Linked DNA regions of Homo sapiens: region 1 is linked to region 2. The links are chromatin loops, found by intact Hi-C in ENCODE. Cell type or tissue: endothelial cell of umbilical vein. All regions are shown on one strand. Links, peaks and the distances in the headings refer to the core of each region. The heading gives the core; the rest is flanking DNA.

Region 1 (2,500 bases), core at 1-2,500, 1.4 Mb after region 2:
GTGCTGGGATCACAGACATGAGCCACCGCACCTGGCTGTTTTATTTTATTTTTAAAAATTCATTTCAGCCACTTCATAGCTTTTGATTGGAGAGTTTATTCTACTTATACTTAAAGTAACTATGGATAGGGAAGGACTTACTGTTGCCATTTTGTAATTATTTTCAGTCAGTCTTGTAGCTTTTTTGTCCCTCTTTTCTACTCTTACTGCCCTTCTTTGTGTTTCATTGATTTTTTTGGGTAATGATGAGATTTGACTCCTTCCTCATTTCCTTTTGTGTATCTTCTATAGATATTTTCTTTGTGGTTACCATGAAGCTTACATAAAACAGCCTATACTTATAACAGTCTATTCTAAGCTTATAACAACTTAATTTCAATTGCTCACGAAAACTCTACTCTTTTACTGCCTCTCCCCCACTTTACATTATTGATGTCACAAATTATATTTTTTAATGTTGTGTATTCATTAACTGATTTTTATAGTGATAGTTATTTTTATAAGTTTGTCTTTTAAGTACTATACCAGAATTCAAAGATTTACACATTGTCATTATAGTATTAAAATATTCTATATTTGTTTATATATTTACCTTTACCAGGAATTTTACCTTTCATATGTTTTCATGTTGCTGCCTAGCATTCTTTTATTTCAACATGATGGACTCCCTTTAGCATTTCTTATAAGGCAGGTATAGTGGTGATGAACTCTTTCAGCTTTTGTGCACATGAGAAAGTCTTTATTTCCCCTCTATTTTTGAAAGACAGTTTTGCTAGACAGAGTATTCTTGGCTGCCCGTTGTTTTCTTTTGAATAGATCATCCATCTCCCTTCTGGCCTGCAAGGTTTCTGCTGAGAAATTTGTTGATAGTCTCATTGTGGCCCCCTTTTATATGAAAAGTTGCTTTTCTCTTGCTGCTTTCAAAATTCTGTTTTTGTCTTTGACTTTTGACAAATTGATTATAATATATGTTGTAGCGGACTTCTTTAAATTCATTCTAGTTGGAGTCTTTTGGGCTTCTTGAAGCTGGATGTCTATTTTCTTCCCTAAATTTATTCATTATTTCTACTTTCCATTGGGTTTTAATCTTATTCGTTATTTTAAATATTTGAACTATTAGCTCATTATCTGTGATATAGGTTGCAGTACTATTTATTGACATGTTAATATTTGCCCCAGTGGTGTGAGATAAGAATAATAATCATAAACCAAATTTTCATATGTGCATGGGCTTATTTCTGAACTTTTTTTCTGATTCCACTTGTTGTAAGCTATTCATATACCAAAACCACATTGTCTTAATTACCACACTGTCTTAATTAAGAGGAAATACCTCTAATATTTTGTCATTAAAGGCTTTATGGTATGTTTTATTGTCTGGTAGCACTAGTACCTCCACATAGCTTTATTCTAAAGTGTTTTCCTGGCTATTCTTTTATGTTTGTTTTTTCTGTATAGACTTTAGTGTCAACTTGTTTACCTCCATAAAAAGTTTGTTGGTATTTTTATTGGAATTGCATTAAATTTATACATTAACTTTGGGAGAACTGGCATTTTTATGATGTTAAATCATCCTATCCAAGAACAAGTTTGTCCACTTATTCAAGCTGACTTGTCTGTCTTCTAGAAGTGTTTTCAGGTTTATTCATTTGGGTTTTGCATATTTCTTGCTAAGTTTATTCCAAGTATTGAATCTTCCTTGTTGCAATTGTAAATGAGACTTTTTTCTTCTCCATTATGTTCTTTAACTACTTATTATTTGTGTATATAAAGGGTATTGATATCAATATATATAACATCTATATATCTATATATAACCTATATATATCTGTATATGTTAATTCCATATCCTATAGCTTTACTGAATTCTTTTATTATTGAGTTAGTTTTATCATGGATTCTCTAGGGTTTTCTGGGTATGATGGTTTGTCATTTGCAAATAGAATTGTTTTTCTTTTTTGTCAATTTTTGTGCCTCCAATTAATTTCTCTTGTATAATTCCATTAATAAACTTTTTAGTACAATGTTGAATAGCAGTGGAGTATCTTGCACACACACACACGCACACACACACGTGCACACACATATCATGTATTTTATATTATGAAAGTATCCCTCAATTCTCATTTTTGAGTGTTTTTTTGTCAAGAGTGATTGTGGAATTTTGGTGTTGGTGAAGGCTTTTTCAGCATCTATGGAGATAATCTCTTGATTTTTTTTCTTTAAATATATTGATATGGTATATTATTTGAAGAAATTTCCTAATGTTGATCCCACTTGGCTATGCTTTGTTATTTTCATAATGTGGTGTTGGATTCTGTTTGGTAATATTTTATTTAGTACGTTGGTTTTGACATTCATAAGTATTTTTGGTCAGCAATTTTAACACTACTTATTTAAATTTTCAGTAATATACATATAACATAAAATTTATCCTTTTAACTATTTTTAAGTATATATCCAGTGACATTATCATGAATGAGGTCAGGAGATTGAGACC
Region 2 (6,832 bases), core at 1,771-4,270:
CCCTTGATCTTTCTGCTATAAATTTTAATAAAGCAAATAAATAAGAAGACATTATGATAAAAAACAAAGAACAAGTCTTTGATGGACCCTAAAGAGTAAGGACTAAGAAAGGAATACATGGCTAAGAAGTCTTTCACAGCACATCTGAAATTAGTAGTAACCTTTGCACTTGCACTTCATAGACATTTCGTGGAAATAAAGAATCACGAAGGGAGGTTTTTGCTGTATTTGGGACTTATAACTCCTAAATAGGATTGAGGCTTTTGAAAATGCAGTGCTACTCCTGTTGGCATTGTGTCTCTGTGCCATTCCTCAGTGCAATTACTACAAGTCAACTTAATATTTTGTAACTGTTTTGCTTATGACTAAAGACCAGCACATTTCTAGAAAACCAGCAGAAGTTCTGATATTTTTCAAAGCCTCCTTTTTGAAAAAGGGTTTCTACAGTTTGAGAAGCTTGGCTGCCTTCTATCTAGCAAGGCTCATCTTAATGAATTACAGTTCTTCATAATTCATGTGTGTTACTTAAAAGATAATATTATTTAACTTTCAACATGCTGTCTGCCATGTATCTAATTAGAAAAGGAATGGGAAAGATGAAGGTCTTGAATTGGTGAGATGGTATTAGATATATAGAAGGTCACAAGTTCTGGCAATTATACTTTAATTCTCCTTCTCAAGAATTTCCTACTGCACTATTTGTTCACGTTCATCAGATCTTGATTGTGCTGGTGTCAGAGCTTACTATTCTTTTTTCTTTATAGTTCATCTTTAGCTCTAACCATTCTTACAAATGGGCACTCAGAGTTTCCTGGAAGGATTTAGGAAGATGAAATGGCCTCCTAGGATAATCCTACACATGAGGTTTGATGGAACTAAATATTCTTATTAGGAACAAAAGAAATAAGAGAAAAAAGAAGACCAACTTAAAGTGTTTTGGACAAGATGGAAAAGAAGGAAATTGGGACACTAATTGCCCATTCCACACTTATTTCTCCCTGTTTCGTTCTATAGGGAGGGTTTTCTCTTGATTTGGGTACATTTTCCAAGAATGATGGATGTGACTGATGATAATTGTAATAATAAAGTCTCCTCTATGGTTATTACTGACTGTTGCCAAACTCACTTGGGATTACTTCTTAGAGAAGTGCCCGGGATCCATTTTAGTTTCAAAGCATCATTTGAAAAACTAAAGATGTCCACCAAAGCAGGTTGCGCCTTCTGTCTCTGCTTTTGCGTAGCCCAAGCAGCATGGGCCTTTCCCCGATGGGTACTGTTCCTTCTGTCCTCTTAGGGTTTTTGTTTTTTGTTGTCTGGGATTACACATGCTCAGTTTAACTCTGACTTCATCTTTTCCATAAGATACTAATGAAAATACTATTTAAGATAGTTCTCTAACAGTTACAGCTGTTACATACCCCTCAAGTAAACAGGATGATAAATATTATTTTAAAGTATTTCTTATACATTTATTTACCCCTATGAATTAATCATCCCATCTGCTTTTAAAATAATCTTTCTATAATGTAAATTTTATTTATTACACTGATTCAATTCTTTATAGTCTCCAAATAACTCTCAGAATAAATTCTCAACTCCTTCGCTTGTGTATTGCTCCTGCCTATCTTAGTTCATTCTTTCCCCACACGTGTAGCATAAACTTTATTAGATGCAGAACTGAGCATGACTGAAAAGACAGGGAGAAGTGAGGAAGTGGCAAGATTCTGTAGGAATAATAGAATAGTGACCCTGAAGAAAAGTGGATAGCTTTGGTAAATAATCATGAGCTCAATCAGCAGTTATTATAGTGACCTCCAAATGTTGATTTGCTTGTACATTCCAGTCACAAGCCACTGAGTGGAATACAGGCAAGAACACTTATTCATTCCTCTATTCCCATAATGAAGCACAAGATCGGGTACATATGTCATACTCAATAAAGGAGCAAATGAATGAACAAAGTAGGGGGATAACGTTAGGAGGAAAAACAGTAAAAATGAGGAGAGGGTCAAAGAGTTGAGAAGTAAAAATTACTCAGTAACCCAAAATGCTAATCAATTACCCCAAACAGCCACAAAATATATTTGGACACAGAATGCAATTTTTCAATGAATCACATGCTAAAATATCTGCCCTGTTACAAACCACTTGGTGCCTTTCCATCACAAACAGGAGCTAGTCCTGTGGCTTTTCCTGGGAAAAGGACTTTCTTGTGCGGTATCCTTGACAGGTGGAAGAATAATTCATCTTACTCCTTCTATTTTATTTTGGATTTAAGTCATTGAGGTCATCTAACATTTCTTAGAAAGACATGAAATTCTACCCTGCTATATTTTGTTTCTCCAGATTTTGGAAGATGCTGCTGTCATCAGAACCTTTTCTCTGCTGTGGTAACTTGCATCCTGCTCCTGAATTCCTGCTTTCTCATCAGCAGTTTTAGTGAGTTCTGATGGATGATAACTTTTGGGCTTACAATCCTCTATTCTACCTTTCCCCTACTCACTACCCTAAGTGCATATTTTGAGGGAAATAGAACATGTAAAAATAATGTTGGACCTTCAATAGCTATACCCTGTAAATAAAGGTGTCCAAATTATTTTTATGCATTTCATATTACATTTTTCGTTGACATTTTTCTCCTTCAGATAAAGAGAATTTCCAAATCCGGCCGGGCACAGTGGCTCAGGCCTGTAATCTCAGCACTTTGGGAGGCCAAGGTGGGGAGATCACCTGAGGTCAGGAGTTCGAGACCAGCCTGGCCAACACAGTGAAACCACATCTCTATTAAAAATACAAAAATTAGCCGGGTGTGGTGGTGTGCACCTGTAACCCCAGCTACTTGGGGGGCTGAAGTGGAAGAATTGCTTGAACCCAGGAAGTGGAGGTTGTAGTGAGCCGAGATCGTGCCCCTACACTCCAGCCTGGGCGACAGAGCAAGACTCCATCTCAAAAAAAAAAAAAAAGAAAAAAGATAAAGATAGTTTCCAAACGTAAAATGTCTCACTGAAAAAATATGGATATTGTATTTTTGCAAATAGAAAAATCGGTTAATAAAAACTTACAAGATACAGAAATCAAAGAATTAAATACAATTAAAAATATATATGTGTTACACACCATGGAATACTATGCAGCCATAAAAAGATGAATTCAAGGGCCGGGCTGGGCGCGGGAGCTGGCCGGGCTGGGCGCGCCGCGGTCCCGCACCCACTTCCGCTTCCCGTGCGGCGGTGGGGGGATGGCGGCAGGGCCGGTGGGCGGCGGCGGCTCCAGGTCCCTGCCCGGGCGCGGCACTGCGCAGTCCGCCCTCCCCGTCGCAGGGGCGCTCCTGAGCTTCGCGGGGCCGCCTCCAGGGCTGCCTGCGCGGAGGGCCGGCCGCGGCCGACGCGAGTGTTAAGTGTCCGCCCTGGCCGGCTACCCGGAGCCAAGAGCAGGCGGCGGAGCCTGAGCGGGACGTGGCCACGCTGGCGCGGCGGGTCCAAGCCCGCCATTGGTCGGCTTCCGTTACGCCGCTGATGTGGAGTAGGGCGGAGCGCGGAACGCGAGGAGCTGCTGGGGTGTGTGTCGCAGCGGGTTTTCCTCGGCGGTTTGCGGAGCTGCTAGGATGGAGCAGGCTGCGGAGGGAGCGAGTGTGACCGCAGCCCCTGTGTCAGCTGCCGACAGCACTGAGGAGTTGGCCGAAGTCGAAGAAGGAGTTGGAGTAGTGGGCGGGGATAATGACGCAGCCGCGAGAGGAGCGGAGGCCTTTGGCGACAGTGAGGAGGACGGAGAGGATGTGTTCGAGGTGGAGAAGATCCTGGACATAAAGATCGAGGGGGGTGAAATTCTTTACAAAGTTCGCTGGAAAGGCTATACATCGGATGACGATACCTGGGAGCCCGAGACTCACCTGGAGGACTGTAAAGAAGTGCTTCTTGAATTTAGGAAGAAAATTGCAGAGAACAAAGCCAAAGCAGTCAGGAAGGATATTCAGAGACTATCCTTAAATAACGACATATTTGAGGCGAACTCTGATAGCGGTCAGCAAAGTAAGACAAAAGAAGATACTTCCCCAAAGAAGAAAAAGAAAAAATTAAGGCAGAGAGAGGAGAAAAGCCCAGATGATCTGAAAAAGAAAAAAGCAAAGGCCGGGAAGCTAAAAGACAAGTCCAAACCAGACCTGGAGAGCTCCTTGGAAAGTTTAGTTTGATTTAAGGACAAAGAAAAGAATTTCTGAAGCCAAAGAAGAACTAAAGGAGTCCAAAAAGCCCAAAAAAGATGAAGTAAAAGAAACAAAGGAATTAAAGTTAAAAAGGGTGAAATAAGAGATTTAAAGACGAAAACAAGAGAAGATCCCAAAGAAAATAGAAAAACAAAAAAAGAAAATTTGTCGAATCCCAGGTGGAATCTGAATCAAGTGTACTTAATGATTCCCCCTTTCCGGAGGATGACAATGAAGGGCTACATTCCGACAGCAGAGAAGAGAAACAAAACACTAAAAGTGCAAGAGAGAGAGCAGGGCAGGACACAGGGCTGGAGCATGGCTTTGAGAAGCCCCTAGACAGTGCCATGAGTGCTGAGGAGGATACCGATGTCAGAGGCAGGAGGAAAAAGAAGACCCCGAGAAAGGTTGAGGACACTAGAGAGAGCAGGAAGCTAGAGAACAAGAACGCATTCTTAGAGAAGAAAACTGTGCCTAAAAAGCAGAGGAATCAAGACAGAGGCAAAAGTGCTGCAGAGTTAGAGAAGCTTATGCCTATATCTGTCCAAACGCCAAAGGGCTGGAGGTTGAGCGGGGAAGAGAGAGGCCTCTGGTCCATGGACTCAGCCGAGGAGGTAAGGGCCACGGGAGGCAGCAGAAAACCCGTGTTGAGTGGCCAAGACATTTCACAAGCAAGGAAAGGGAAACAGTCAAGCTATGAGAAAGTGTTTATGACCATGGGCGGTCATAAATGAAGATCCTCCAGCTCTTGGACACTGCAGCTTATCTCTTAGTCTCTGGTTTGTTTCTCTTAGAATGATTTTGACTAGAAAATTATAGGCTAATTTGTGAGCAAAAATCAGGATGGTTTTTAGAGGTACTCAGATGATATATGGAGCATTGTATACTCAGGTTTATAGCTTCATCAGCTTATTTTATTAGCTTTTCACATCCTGCTTGGTCATTTCCCCTGTTGTCTTGAGTATACCACTATTAAATAATAGGACACAAACTACATTAACCAGTATTTTAATGCTTATAAAAATGTATTTAATAGAGAATTTGTCCCATTATAAAAATTATTTTTATATGGCTTTGCAAAATGGATATATTTTCCAAATTATGAGAGTATTTATATATGCAATATTTATCAAGGGCTATAAAAAACATCATTTTTTTCATCCATTATTTCCAGTTTTGGGAATTTATTTTAAGGAAATCATTTTAAAGAAGGAAAAGCTGTGCATACATAGTTATTTATGGCAGTATTATCTTCATTAGTGCTACAGCAAAATAGAACAACTTAGAAAATGCAGTGGAGAAGAAAAACCCTACATAAATGTGAACACAGTCATGTAAAAATATGTGTGTAATGTAAGCAAAAATGAATTTTAAAAAAGATTATGCATGTAAAAGTACAAGGACCAGAAGGGGGAACATGGAGAAGTAAAATAGTCATGATTGGTTAAGACTATGGGTGGAAAACTTTCTTAGAATTTTCTTTTTTTTTTTTTATAATAATAAAATTCCTAAAAGAGGGTTGGAAAACTGGTGTTGGGTTTTGAATTTGATATTTTGTGAATTATTATATGGTTGACTGAGGAAGCAAAATTCTTTTGTGTGAAGAGGATTTAATGATCATTGATCATGTACCACAGTATACAAGGGTGATTCCCTGAAGCCACAAACCTGTATTTTCCGGTTTTCAAATAAATATACAGTGTCAAAAAAAAAAAAAAAAAGGATGAGTTCATGCCCTTTGTAGGGACATGGATGAAGCTGGAAACCATCATTCTGAGCAGACTATCACAAGGGCAGAAAACCAAACACCGCATGTTCTCACTCGTAGGTGGGAATTGAACAATGAGATCACTTGGACACAGGGTGGGGAACATCACACATCAGGGCCTGTCATGGGGTGGGGGGAGCAGGGAGGGATAGCATTAGGAGAAATACCTAATGTAAATGATAAGTTAATGGGTGCAGCACACCAACACGGCACATGTATACATATGTAACAAACTTGCACGTTGTGCACATGTACCCTAGAACTTAATAAATATAAAAGTATATTAATAAAAATAAAAATAAAAATAATATTCATTAATAAAATAAAAGTAATACTATTAAAATAAAAAGTAATACTTTTAAATACTATTTAAATACTATTTAAAAGTAAATACTTTTAAATACTATTAAAATAAAAAAGTAATACTATTAAAATAAAAATAAAAGTAATACTATTAATAAAAATAAAAGTATAATAAAAATAATAAATAAAATAAATAAAAATATATATTTGTTAATATATTAACATCCAGAGAAAAACACTATTGTTTAAAATACCAATTTGTGGCATTTTTTATAATAATGTTTCAAGAAAATTATTTCATTATATTTTATATATTGGTTATTACCTATATAGTTCTTTAACATTTTTATTTTATCACATATCACTTATGATACCTTGTTTTATTGGCTGTGTAGTTTTCTGTCATTTGGATATACCCAAATAGATTTTAATAAGACCTTATGAGTGATTATTGAAGTTATTTAATTGCTTTGTATTTCAGTAATTTTTCAAATATATTACATTTCATAGATCTGACACAGAAATTGTCATTTTTAAGGTTTTTCATTATTTTCTATATT

Evidence for each region. Peaks named below come from ENCODE experiments on the same cell type or tissue, not always from the same donor. Only the 100,000 strongest peaks of a DNase experiment are listed, where the experiment ranks them.
Region 1: a loop joins it to region 2, with 25 times the contacts of the local background. A loop is called at or near these places in 1 of 110 quality-filtered maps.

Annotation. Positions count from the first base shown.
Region 1 is chr12:6,004,033-6,006,532 of GRCh38, reverse strand. All of the region lies in intron 34 of VWF (von Willebrand factor), which reads left to right. Among named protein-coding and RNA genes, the nearest start is that of SNORA120, 35 kb to the left of the region's middle. In endothelial cell of umbilical vein, for the core only: no CTCF peak of the experiment used is centred there; no DNase peak of the experiment used is centred there.
Region 2 is chr12:7,436,761-7,443,592 of GRCh38, reverse strand. CD163L1 (CD163 molecule like 1) reads left to right here. Exons shown (of 20, transcript NM_174941.6): 2 at 2,347-2,439. It also overlaps the pseudogene LOC100419928. Among named protein-coding and RNA genes, the nearest start is that of CD163L1, 4.0 kb to the left of the region's middle. In endothelial cell of umbilical vein, for the core only: CTCF peaks have their summits at 3,122 and 3,328; a DNase peak (open chromatin) is centred at 3,442; H3K4me3 peaks cover 929 bases; H3K27ac peaks cover 412 bases.